Linked DNA regions of Homo sapiens: region 1 is linked to region 2. Evidence: chromatin contacts called from ENCODE Hi-C data. All regions are on one chromosome and are shown on one strand. Each heading gives the region's core, a stretch centred on a gene start or an enhancer-like site at or near the end of the contact. The rest is flanking DNA. Distances are from core to core; before and after follow the strand shown.

Evidence for each region. Hi-C counts contacts between places; a loop is a spot of excess contacts on that map. Pooled maps may share reads with other maps.
Region 1: a loop to region 2 is called in a pooled map, with 4 times the contacts of the local background. The contact joins the enhancer-like site here to the promoter of NEK10 in region 2. A Hi-C loop is called at or near these places in 4 of 50 pooled maps.

The regions. Positions count from the first base shown.
Region 1 is chr3:27,879,740-27,882,877 of GRCh38, reverse strand. No RefSeq gene overlaps it. Among named protein-coding and RNA genes, the nearest start is that of LINC01981, 47 kb to the right of the region's middle. Within about 2 kb of position 1,282, at least 5 of the 41 ENCODE cell types and tissues checked have a DNase peak (open chromatin) inside an H3K27ac peak, as active enhancers do.
Region 2 is chr3:27,367,795-27,370,825 of GRCh38, reverse strand. NEK10 (NIMA related kinase 10) reads left to right here and starts at 1,443. Exons shown (of 36, transcript NM_001394966.1): 1 at 1,443-1,601. RefSeq lists an enhancer at 1,685-2,185.

The DNA.
Region 1 (3,138 bases), core at 33-2,532, 510 kb before region 2:
AAAAACATATATGTATATAGATTTATGTAAAATTATGTCCTGAAAAATACACACCAAATTTAGATAATTGCCTCAAGGGAATGAAGAAAAATGACACAGGTGAACATGACAGTGAGTGATAGGGGAGAAGAAAGGCCCTTCAATTTTATGTGTAATGATGCATTATTTTAATAGTAAAATTCCATGCTGTTTTACCAAATCCAAGCCATTAAATATAAAACCATTATTATTCGATGTATCAAGAAGAAAGTTGTCACAATATGCACAATAATTTTAAATTAAACTCTTGAAAACTTAACAATAAATAATATTTTAGTATAAGTTTGTCCCACTGAATTTCAAATAAATAATACATATTTTTTTTCTATAAATGTATACAAATATTTCATGGGTCTGATTTGTACTAAAAAATTGTTGTTTATTTGAAATTCAAATTTAACTATGTTTTTATTTTCTAAATATGGTAAACCTATCCAAAGTTGTAACTAATCTGACAAAAGGACAAAGCAAAAAAATATAACTGGAAGCTAAGTGGGAAAACAAGAAATAGAGAGTAGGTTGGAAGTGGTTGCTAGCGAAGAAAAACAACTAAGCAAACCAATCCCCAGTTAGTTATCCTGACAGCATATATTTTATTTGAAAACCATATACGGTTTTTTTCTGTTTCTTATTTTTATACAGGGTTCCACTCTAAATCGTGGACATATTTGAACCACTGAGCAATGAATATAATCTCAGCAGCCTCGGTCATCAGTTTGTCATTGCCTAATCAATGGGTCCTCATGGGTTTTACCAGCCCTTGAAGGGAAAAGCCAGCACCAAAGGTCTCTCCCAGGAGACACAAATTGATCTGGCAGGCTGGCTCAGGGGCCACCTTCTCGAAACTCAACTCTGTTGCTGCCTTCCCTTTCACTGATTAAGTAAAACAATCTTGGAGTCTTTTTTAACTTTGGATTTGAATATCATACAGTAGTGTGTGCTAGAACTCCCTGCACCAGCTTGAGGGAGATGACAAAATTTTCTCCAACCAGGTAGGATCAGCTCCTCCTTTGACAAGGTAGAGACGCTGAAGCCCTTGTCCTGGGTCACAATCATTTTCTGTGGCAAGTTCACAGCTTCACCAGCTTCTAGAACACAGGCATACCCTGAATGCTTAAAAACATTAAAAAAAATACCCCTTCCTGTTCTTCTCTAAGTTACAAAAATAGAAGGAAGTGGGGTGCGGGGAGGCAGAAAGAGAGGTGTCAAGCAGACATTCCCTGGGTCTGAAAGAAGCAGCAGACTCCACAGTGTCTCACACCTTCTCTGGGTTTGTGCAGAGAACTGATGCTGCTTACTTACCCTGTTGCTTGCATGTAGGTCTAGGGAGGTTAATATCTTCTCTTCCCTCCTCGGTTTTACTTGCAATAGTTGTTAAGGTGAGAATTTAGTTATTGGGTGTTTTTCACCTTATGTTTTGATCGCGAGGGATTTAAAGTTACTTTCACTTTTGCAAACACTGTAGCCCTGATGGAGAAAACTGCAAACCCTCATCAAGGGCCCCCTAGTAAAGGAGACATTGGGAGAAGATATTCCCATGGTGCTCATAGTTCTTAGAGCTGTCAAAGGCCAAGAAGCTCCTGAAGTGGCAGGCTCTGACTACTGGCTTTCCAATTTACCTTGTTTTACTTCTTCCTCACCAGAGTGCAGTAAGGGAGGTAGTATGTCCCCCATTTTATAGAGGAGGAGACTGAGACTGGGCTGGGTAGCAAGAAAGCAGAGGCAGGAAAAAAGAGACGGAGTCATCTGGCATTTACAAGGCACTAAAATCACTGGAAATGAAATACAATGAAGACAATGCTATTTCCCAAAACCACTTTCAGAAAAGACTTACATGTGGGTTGCTTTACCAAGCCGCTTAGGGGAAGAAAAAGAAGGGGCAGAACTAATCCTCCAAAGAGGCTTGAGATAGATAGAGCTCAAGCTGCCTTCTAAGAAGGGATGGGAAATTTGGGCACAGAGCTTTTCTTGTGCTGGGTTGAGTAAGCTTAGGGGAGGAAAGGTGTGATATTTTCCTCAGCAGTCATAGGATCCAAGCCTACACACCTATAAAAAGGACAGGTAAACAAGAGAAAAGCATAACACAGTTATTTAATCAAAGTTTTATGTGACACGGGTGCCTTTAGAAATGAAGATCGGGAGATCCAGGGAAAACTGTCTATTTTTTTTAGGTTCAATGAAGAATAGACAGCCATGTAGAAATGTGATTGGACAAAAGAGTATGATCTAATGATAATAGGTGGCAAACCCAGCAAGGCCTTTCCAGAATCTTCTTGTCTTCTCTGTGTAACATTCCTTCCTCCTGGATATGGGACAGGGCCCTCGGAATGAGGTCTTCAAGTAAGAAGGGAGAAGGGGAAAAGTGACCTTTTTAGTTTTTATGGCTTGCTTTGGGTGAGAGGAGGACTAGTTTCTATGACCCACCTTGCAAAAGTGAAATTCTGGTTTCTGTGATTTGCTTTTGAAGAGAAAGAGGGGCAGGAAACCAGAGGATGGGAGAAGGTCAGGCAGACCTTGTTTCTGAGGCCCTCCATGTGTCCTTCAGTTCAGAGTACTCAGCACACCAAGGTGCCATATTTGGGGTATTGTGTTCTAAGCCCCAACATAAGTTTGGGATTAAAGGCAAATTGGTCTGGACAGTTGAGCAAGAATAGTACTTTTTCCCTATCCAGCTTCCACACTGCTGCCCAGCCTCTCCTCTAAATGGCATACATTGACAAGGAGAAGAATGGGACAATATCTCTTTCCTCATTGATGGAATTCTCTTTTTGAGGAAATCTCTCCTTTCATGATAGTGATAAAATTTTGGAAGTTGGAATGCAGAAGAGCACATAACTGACTGACTAAATAGACCAAAGAAAGCTGATCACCAGACATCTGAGGAAACACACAACATGAAAGTCAGAAGTCTAAGAAAAGACTGGGTGTGGTGGCTCACACTTGTAATCCCAACACTTTGGAAGGCCAAGACGGGAGGATTGCTTGATGCCAAAATTTCAAGAGTAGCCTGGGCAACATAGCAAGACCGCATCTCTACAAAAAACAAAAGTTAGTCAGGCATGGTGGCATATGCCTAGCTACTCAGAAGGCTGAGGCAGG
Region 2 (3,031 bases), core at 194-2,693:
TGATTTTTCTGTTTTTAGTAGAAACAGGGTTTGGCCATGATGGCCAGGCTGGTCTCGAACTCCTAACCTCAAGTGGTCCTCCTGCCTCGGCCTCCCAAAGTGCTAGGATTACAGGTGTGAGCCACCAAGCCAGGCCGACTGCTTAACATTTAGAATGTATGTACAGAATACTTTTTCTACTCAGCATCGGTCTTCCTGCCCCGTCACCTTGTTTTGTTTTATTGGTAACATTAATCCTGATTGTTTTAGATCTCTGAAGTTTAATTAGTTCTGCTATACTCACCAGAGTTTGGCTTTCATCTCGCCTTTCTGCATTTCCAAAATAGGACCGTCTTCATTTTAAAAAATGCTTTCAATTACCCAAGCTTAAGTATTGTTAATCCAATGGGCCTACTTACTATCCACACCAGAAAAACGTTAGGGTTCACTGTATTCATTTAAAATCCAGTTTGGGAAGATGTAACCACCAGACACACACACGAGCGTTTAGTGATACCAAGATGAGGTTGAACAGGGCCCAGTACTCGAAGAAATCGTCGAAGGAGCATCATCGTGGTTAAGACCAGACTCGAAGTAGGTTTTACCCTGACTCCATCACTAGCTCTGCCATACTGGACTACTTAGGAAACTTCTTGTGCCTCCATTTTATAACTAAGTGAAATAAGGAAAGAATTTGAAATCGTGCCCGGCACAAAATTAAGCACTTAATAGATTGGCATTTTTCATTTATTTAAAGTTACAGAATGTCAGGTATATTTTTAAAGCGTTATCTAATGCAGTTCAGAAATTTTAAAGAAGCTCCAGACTTTCACAAAAGGTGAAGTGACTTGCCCAAAGCCACAAAACGAACTGGCGATAGTTATACTATACAGGTTTCTTGAATCCCAGGTCACTCTTTTTGTGAAAAATACGGTGCTGTGGCACCTTATTCTCATTGCCTGTGGCTTGAGTAACTGAAGACGTTTTCATGCCATATGAAAGGTATTTAGCATGCTGCATTGATTCCTTATCAGATTAAATCTTTGCTTTTAAAGAGAATTGATTTTTAGCCCATAGCAATTCTTGAAAGTAAACACTCCAAGATGAAGCTGCCCTTTCCCATCAAAGGTTAGACACCCTAAATCCAGAAAAATCTTCAACGTGTAGGAGACCTGTTCACAGGTAGCTCTAGGTTCCGGTGAAGTGGCTGCAGCACAGCCTTCAGCATCACTTGCTGCCTCTTCTGCTTGCAAGCTTGGTGGTGGATCTAGCGCGTCTCTGGTTGCTACGGCGATTCCCCGGCAGGCGTCATCCGTCGCTATGGCGTTCTGCACTGCGCAGCATGGCTGCTCCCGATTGGCTGAGGCGCCCCAGGTGGCGGAGGAAGAATTGTCGGCATTGGCCTGGCCAGCGCTGGTTGGTGGCCTGGAGGAGGATTTGATTGGAAAACCAACGGTGCAGCTGGCCGCGGTGTCCCTGAGGTTGAGGGGACCGGGAATAGGCTGGGGGGAGGACGGGACGGGCTGAGACTGGACGGGACCCCCGGTCTGCAGCAGCAGGTGACAGCAGCAGGGACAATGATAAGGAGATTGGCCTGAAGGAGGGACCGTCCCTCCCGCGCGGTGAGTAGGCGGGAGCCGGTGCTCGGCTGTGCCGGCGAGCAGCTTGAGTCAGGGTCTCCGGGGAGACGTCCTCAGGTCCCTGTGGAGCGGCCCCGAAGCCTCGGGAGCCAGCTTCACTAGACAAGAGGCAGAGGTAGAGAATGCGGCTGTGGTGGGTAAGTGAGTCACTGCGTGAGGCAGTCTTTTCAAAGCAGGTGGGTTTGTGTTGGACGGATGGATGGTGGGAAAGCGCCATCAACGATGCTTCTTGGCGCTTCCATTTTGATAACGGAATTATTCTGGTTAAATGGAGCCTGAATGTGTCTCTTCCAATCTGCTCCGACGCCTCTGGAGGTTCATTCTTCATCTCTATGAGCGTCGCTTTTCTGCCTTCTCCTTACAGGATGCTGCTTTGACTTTGCCCCTCTGCTTTTCTGCCCTACTTCGGTGAGCCCTTCCACTTCCTCGCCTCAGGCACCATCTATCTGACGATGATTAGAAAGTCTCCAACTGGAACCTAGCCTGCTCTACTAACTGTCAGACCCCAAAATCCAGCTGCCAAGTTAACGCCACACATGTGCAACCCTGAACGCCATCTTCCCCATGTCTGCTGCTGCTCTTGGATTCCCTATTTTGGGCATCACTATCCATTCAGCTTTCAAAAACTACACTCTAGACGACATCCATGACACTTACTGCTGCTTCCTCTGCATCTCTATCAATTATCAAGACTATCCCTTCTTAATAGGTGTTGAATCAATTCCCACATTACCATCTCTATTTTTACTGTCTCAATTTCCACCATCGGTTGGTTAAATTCAACACCCATCTGGCTTCTCCGATTCTAGTCTGGCCCTATCTATCCAATCCACTTTTTTCCCCACCATTGTTGAACTGATATATATATATGTGTATATATATATATATGGAGTCCTTCTAAAAAAGACTCCTTTTTTAGAAGGAGTCTTGCTGTGCTGCCAGGCTGGAGTGCAGTGGAGCGATCTCAGCTCACTGCAGCCTCCGCCTTCCGGGTTCAACCAATTCTCATGCCTCAGCCTCCAGAGAGCTGGGATTACAGGCGCGAGCCACTACGCCTGGCTAATTTTTGTATTTTTAGTAGAGAAGGGGTTTCACCATGTTGGTCAGGCTGGTCTCGAACTCCTGATCTCAGGTGATCCACCCGCCTCAGCCTCCCAAAGTGCTGGAATTACAGGCGTGAGCCACCGTGCCCGGCTAAACTGATCTTTTTAAAACGCACATAAGGGCATTTCCCTTCCCTACTTAAAGTCCTGCAATGATTCCCCATTACCCTAATCCAATCTTTAGTTAGGCCTTCTATCAGCAGTTCCATCTTGATTGTTCCCAGAATATGTCACATTCTCTCCTGTGTGTAATTATCTCACCTGTTGCTCACACTGCCTGGAATGGACTTTCCTTTTTGCACCCCCACA